2 separate regions of the Homo sapiens genome follow, and region 2 is linked to region 1. The links are chromatin contacts, found by Hi-C or POLR2A ChIA-PET in ENCODE. All regions are on one chromosome and are shown on one strand. The core of a region is the stretch at or near the end of the contact, and the rest is flanking DNA. Distances in the headings are between cores, read along the strand shown.

Evidence for each region. Hi-C counts contacts between places; a loop is a spot of excess contacts on that map. ChIA-PET counts read pairs that join two places held with the same protein, here RNA polymerase II (POLR2A). Pooled maps may share reads with other maps.
Region 2: a loop to region 1 is called in a map of CD8-positive, alpha-beta T cell, with 11 times the contacts of the local background. The contact joins the promoter of CRLF3 here to the promoter of ABHD15 in region 1. A Hi-C loop is called at or near these places in 1 of 168 maps with a recorded cell type or tissue (CD8-positive, alpha-beta T cell), 2 of 37 single-sample maps with no recorded cell type and 6 of 50 pooled maps. POLR2A ChIA-PET finds 5 or more read pairs at or near these places in 1 of 52 experiments (T-cell).

The regions. Positions count from the first base shown.
Region 1 is chr17:29,565,770-29,568,621 of GRCh38, forward strand. It overlaps ABHD15 (abhydrolase domain containing 15), which reads right to left and starts at 1,268. Exons shown (of 2, transcript NM_198147.3): 1 at 317-1,268. The coding sequence starts at 1,197. It also overlaps a transcript of TP53I13 not described here. RefSeq lists enhancers at 209-318, 2,339-2,388 and silencers at 839-1,458, 1,549-1,808, 2,809-2,852.
Region 2 is chr17:30,823,306-30,826,157 of GRCh38, forward strand. It overlaps CRLF3 (cytokine receptor like factor 3), which reads right to left and starts at 1,387. Exons shown (of 8, transcript NM_015986.4): 1 at 1,218-1,387. The coding sequence starts at 1,346. RefSeq lists a silencer at 1,299-1,678 and an enhancer at 1,386-1,680.

The DNA.
Region 1 (2,852 bases), core at 18-2,517:
TCAGGTATCTCTGCTGTCGTGGGCCAGGTGCTCAGATTGCTAGGATACAGCAGGGGGTGCCGAGATGAGGCAAGGGGCCGGGTTAGGAGTCCCTGCTCTAGCACAGCGATACTAGCTGAGTCCATCGATGACCTTTAAACCCGCTTCCCCGGTTCTGTCTAGATTACAGGGTTTGGAAGGCTTTGGAAGATGTGTTCAGAGAACTTTGCCCAAACTGGCCCACGCCTGTTCCAATGCTATGCATAGCTGTTTCTGATTCTTAGCCAGCTCAGGCCCTCTATTCTTTCCATGCTGGTCTGCGGCCTCCGTTACCCACCTGCTGAGGGCGATCTTCTGGTGGAGCAGAAAGCCCCGCTCGTAGGGCCAGGGCAGGCCGGCCTCGAACCACTCTCGGCAGCGCAGCACGGGCGAGATGCAGGCGGCGCCTGTCACGTAGCTGGAGGAGCCGCACTCGCCCAGGTAGGACAGGAGCAGCGCCGAGCCCGAGCCTTCGCTCACCGCGAACAGCGGCGCCGCCGGGTGTCGGAAGCGGATGTATGTGACCGCCTCCTTGAGGTCGGACGGGTCCCCGAAAGGCTGCAGCCGGGGGCTGACCAGTGGGCAACCGTGGTGGCCGCGGCGATGGAAGATGACCGGGTAGTAGCCGCGCTCCAGGGCGAGCAAGCAAAGGCCGAGCACGTTGCGGGTGAGGCGACCCCACGCATTGGGGATCACCAGAAGCACCGCAGGAAGGCCCCCGGCGCTGGTGATCCGGCGGCCCCGAACACAAGGTCCTACCACCCAGTCCAGGGCCACTAGCCCATCGTCCGCCAACTGCAGGTACTCCCGGGCCAGCTCAGGCCCAGGCGCTACGGGCAGGACGAAGTGGCAGAGGGTCTGCAGGTGGGGCCCGGAGAACCAGGAGCGCGGGCCGGCCTCCAGCGCCTCTGAGCGCCGCAGGGCGCGCAGCAGGCACTGGGCCAGGGCCGACGGCTTGCAAACAAGGCTGCACCCTCCCGGCAGTGGCTCGCGCCCGTCGCTGAACTGGTCCGCCGGGCCTCCGCCGTCCGCCTCCTCCCCGTCGTCTCGGTCTTGGGCCCCCGGCAGGGTCCTCTCTCCGACGGCGCGCCCCCAGGGTCCCCGGAGCCGCGGGCCGAGCAGGCCGAGAAGGGCGAGCACGGCCAAGATGAGCGCGAGGGCGGCGCCCCACGGCGGCATGGCGAAGCTGGAGAGCCCCGGCGGGCAGCGGGCGGCGGGGCCGTCTACTCGGCGAGCTCCGCGCTTTGCCCGCGGCTCCGCCCGCCGGCGGCGGCTGCCCAGGGCCCTCCCGCGCGGGCGCGCTCTGGATTGGCCGTGGCCGGGCAGAGGCAGCCAGTTCGGGCCCGGCTGCCCTCGCCCGCCCCCCACCCCCGCCCCGGCCCTTTGTACAGCAATTGCAACAAGTGGGAGCAGAGGGTGAGAGGAGCCGGGGCCACCAGGGAGGGAGGGCGCGCCGGCAGCCGGAAGGGAGTGGGGAGGGCACGAGCCGGGGAGAGCGGTGTTGGCCATGGAGACGTGGGGAGACTGGAGGCCGAGGCTTGGGGACCCGACTGTCATCAGGGTCTTCCGCCAGACCCTGGGCGCTGCGCCCTCAGAGGCCGATGAAAAGAAGCAGAAGGGAGAGGTGAGTAAGTCGCAGCTCCGGGCGCCGGCTCCCGGGACCCCGTGGGGCGGCGGCCGCGCGCGCGCTCTGCCCTCGGGCGGCCCTGCTCTCCCCCGCCCGGCCCCGCAACCCCGCAATAACTTGGCTGGGCGGGGTCCGGCACTGGGCTAGAGAGGTCGAGCGCGGCGTCTTGAGCCGCTGGCGGGAGGCTGCTGCTTCCCCGCCTGCATCAGTGCGGGTCCCGTGGACTCCTCGCCCCCGTCCCCGCGAGCTCGGGGCTCCACATCAAGGAAATCCTCAGCCCGGGAGTGGCTTCCCCAGAAACAGCAGCCCCAAGCCTCCGAGAGTCAGTCGGAGAAAAGGACACACTCAGGCGCCCTGCGACAGGGATGCCCGTCCGACCTACAAGGAACGCCTCGTAAACCGGGGTGCATGGGAGACCACGGAAATAACACGTTCTCGCTGTTTCCAAGCTTTGGGATAGGCATCTCGACCCTCGCTCTCTACCCACGTTTCCCCCCCAAATCCTGGAGAGGGAACCAGAACCAGCGCCCCGCTGCGGGGCGGGCCGGCCAGCGCACCTCCTGGGGGTGAGGCCTGTGGCGTCCCCATCTCGCGGCGACCAATCTCTTTCTAGACGCGCGCCTGCCACCGCTGGGCGACGGCGGAGGTGGGGAAGACAGCAGCCTCTCGGCTAGCTCCGGCCTCCCGGGGCTTCTGGGTTTGGAGAGTTTGGGGAGCGGAGACACCTCCCGAGGCTCCTCCGCGTTGGACCCTATTTGCGAGGGCGGGAGCGGGGTGGGCCGACGGCGAAGCTCCAGAGGTGGGACCCTCTCCCTTCAGCAGCTCTTCCTGACTTCATGATTCTGCCCCTCTTCTCATTGCAGGTCACACCGACAAATCTGAAGCGGGTTTGCCAGGGGAGTGTACCCGTCTCCCCAGCCTGGGCCACCCGGTCCACAGGGATTCCATTTCCGGCCTTACACTCCGCTCCACGATCTCATCCAGGCGCTGCAGCTGTGCAGCTGCTCTACAGACTGCAGGGACCTGCTGAGACGAATCCCCGGACGAGGAAAGGGGCCCCCCGCCTGCCCTACTGAGCCTTGCGCGCTGACCCGGTTCCTACACTTAACTTTTCCGGCTTCGGGTTTAAGACGCGTGCGCGCACACTCCGCTGCTGTGGGCGGGCATTGGGGCGGGGCGATACCGGGGGCCCACTGTCTGGGGAGGG
Region 2 (2,852 bases), core at 137-2,636, 1.3 Mb after region 1:
AGTGAGCCGAGATAGTGCCACTGCACTCCACCCTGAGCGACACAGCCAGACTCCGTCTCAAAAAAAACAGATTATATATATACATACTTATATATGTTTGTATATGTTTTATATATATATATAAAACCCAAAACATGTTGAGTCGTTAATGATGAGAATATCCAAAGACACTGTTAGCACAGCACTTTTCTACCATTTTCAGGTTATATGCAGCAAGGAAGTGCTAAGACGACCAACTAGATTAATATCAAGTATGACCCAGAGAAATTCAGATGGAATCCCACTCACTCAAAAAGCACTTATTAAGCAGTTGCGTTAATAGTACTCTGAAGATTATCCGTCCTATCGCCAATTGGCAGCGGGTTATATCTTTTTCTATATATATTCGAGGGTATAGAGAAACCATATGGCTTTCCTGTATCTTTGATAACTCTTGCCCTGTGAAACAGATAACTGCACCACTTGAAATTATATTTAGCTTTTCCTTTCAGCACTCCTCTCTTAAAATCTATTTTTCCATTTCTCTATACCTTTGTATTCCCTCTCTCAAGGAAAAGGAAATCATTTTCCTTCTGCTCTTCCAACATAGCTTCACCTTCACCTTAAATTTTAAACCTTCTAGAACAGGATTACTCTAAATGATTTTTTAAAAAGCATTCAAGATCGTATGACATATTATTCAGGCATTAACCGCATTTATTGTCAAATGCTACTGCTTCTCAATCCCTACCTCTCCCTCACTCTCGCCCCTTAGTCCTCCCCTTCCAATATCCATTTTGTCTCCACTTTCAGCTCTCCCAGGTCACTGTCCCACCTCTTCCTCAGGCTCTCTAAAATCAATGCCTCCCCGCCTACCCACCGCAGGTTTTTTACCAGTCTCCTCCTCCCCCGACTCATCACTACCCGCATGACCCCCTCGGATTCTGCTCTGGTCCCTCACTCTCCCAAACTTCGGAGGCCACCGCTACTCCCATCGCTGCCCCACAGTTTAGTGAACGCTCCTCACACCCTCCCTCCACCCCCAAAACTTCCCCTTACGACCTCCCCAACTCCCACCTTCCCCGTTCCCAGACTCCATTAGGTCTCCTTTCAAATGAATGCCTCTTCCCTACTCCAGAGTTTTCGGACAGTCCCACCCCTCAAAGCCCTCCCAGCCTTCGCCCGGCATCCGCGCCACCCCCGGGCCCACAGCGCCCCTGTGGGTGTGGCCCTCCGACCTGCCTCCGCGCCTCACGCAGCCCCTCAAGCCGGTGACCCAGCTCCCGCCGGTAGCTCTGCGCTGCCTCCACGTTCTCGCGGGCCTCCTGCAACAGCAGCTCAGGCTCCAGCTCCATCGCCCCCCTCATCTGGCCGCGCGGCCGGCGAAACCTAGCGCGGGTTCCCGACTGCACCGGGCGCCTCCAAGCGGCCCGGCGCGGCCTCGCGCAGGCGGAAGCACCGCCCAGCCCCGCCGCCCCATGCCCCACGACGACCTTGATTGACGGGCGCACGGCGGCGCCTCGCGCGGGTGGCGTCCGGGTCCCAGCGCCGCCCGCCCCGCGGCTCACCCCGCCTCTTCCGTGCTGCGGCACAGCGCCGCTGGTTGGGCCTCCTTGGGAAACGTGCTGAGGCCTGGCAAGGTTGATAACCCGCACCTTGCCAAGTGCTTCTCACAGCTCATCGCATTCTTGCCTGACCTTCAGCCCTACCTGTATCTCCATTGCTCAGATGAGGAAATTGAGGGATAAAGGGGGGAATCGGCCGGGCGCGGTGGCTCACGCCTGCAGTCCCAGCACTTTGGGAGGCCGAGGCGGGCGGATCCCTTGAGCTCTGGAGTTCGAGACCCAGCCTGGGCAACACGGCGAAACCCTCTCTCACCAAAAATACTACTACTATTACTATTACTACTACTACTACTGCTACTACTAGCAACACGTAGTGGAGCACGCCTGTGGTCCCAGTGGATCGCTTGAGCCCGGGGGCCGAGGCTGCAGTGAGCTGTAATGGAGCCACTGCACTCCAGCCTGGGCGACAGAGCGAGACCCTGTCTCTAAATAAAAAATACTTTTTTTTAAATTAAAAATTTTAAAAAATAGCGAATCGACTTTTCCAAGCCGCAGAATTTGAGCCCAGATCTGATGACAAAAGCCCTGGTCCTTAAGAGCAGAGCAGGCCTTAGGGGAATTTACTAAGACCCAGGTGTCAGCGGGGAGCAGTGGCTCACGCCTGTAATCCCAGCACTTTGGGAGGCCGAGACGGGTGGATCACTGAGGTCAGAAGTTCAAGAGCAGCCATGGCCAACCTGGTGAAACCTCATCTCTACTAAAAATACAAAAATTAGCCGGGTGTGGTGGTGGGCGCCTGTAATCCCAGCTACTCGAGGGCTGAGGCAGGATAATTGCTTGAACCGGGAGGCAGAGGTTGCAGTGAGCCAAGATTGTGCCACTGCACTCCAACCTGGGCAACAAAGCGAGACTCGGTCTCAAAAAACAACAACAAAACCCAGGTGTCACCACCCAGAAGCTCGTGGACGAATGGGGGATCCAAGAGAGAGGCCCAAGAGATGACCAGCAGGACAGCAATTCTGGCACAAGTCCAAGAAGGGTGTTGGCAAGTGTTATCTGTAAGGACCGTAGTGAATAAGCTGGGCTTGGGCTTGCCAGACCGGAAGGTATCTGTCACAATAGGTGTGACTGTATGTAATAAAACCTTATGGGCAGGGCATGGTGGCTCACACCAGTAATCTTGGGAAGCTAAGGCAGGAGGATTGCTTGAGCCCAGGAGTTTGAGACCAGCCTTTGCAACATGAGGAGACCTCCTCTCTACAAAAAGATTTAAAAAAAAAATTAGCCGCGGGTGGTGGCGCCCTCCTG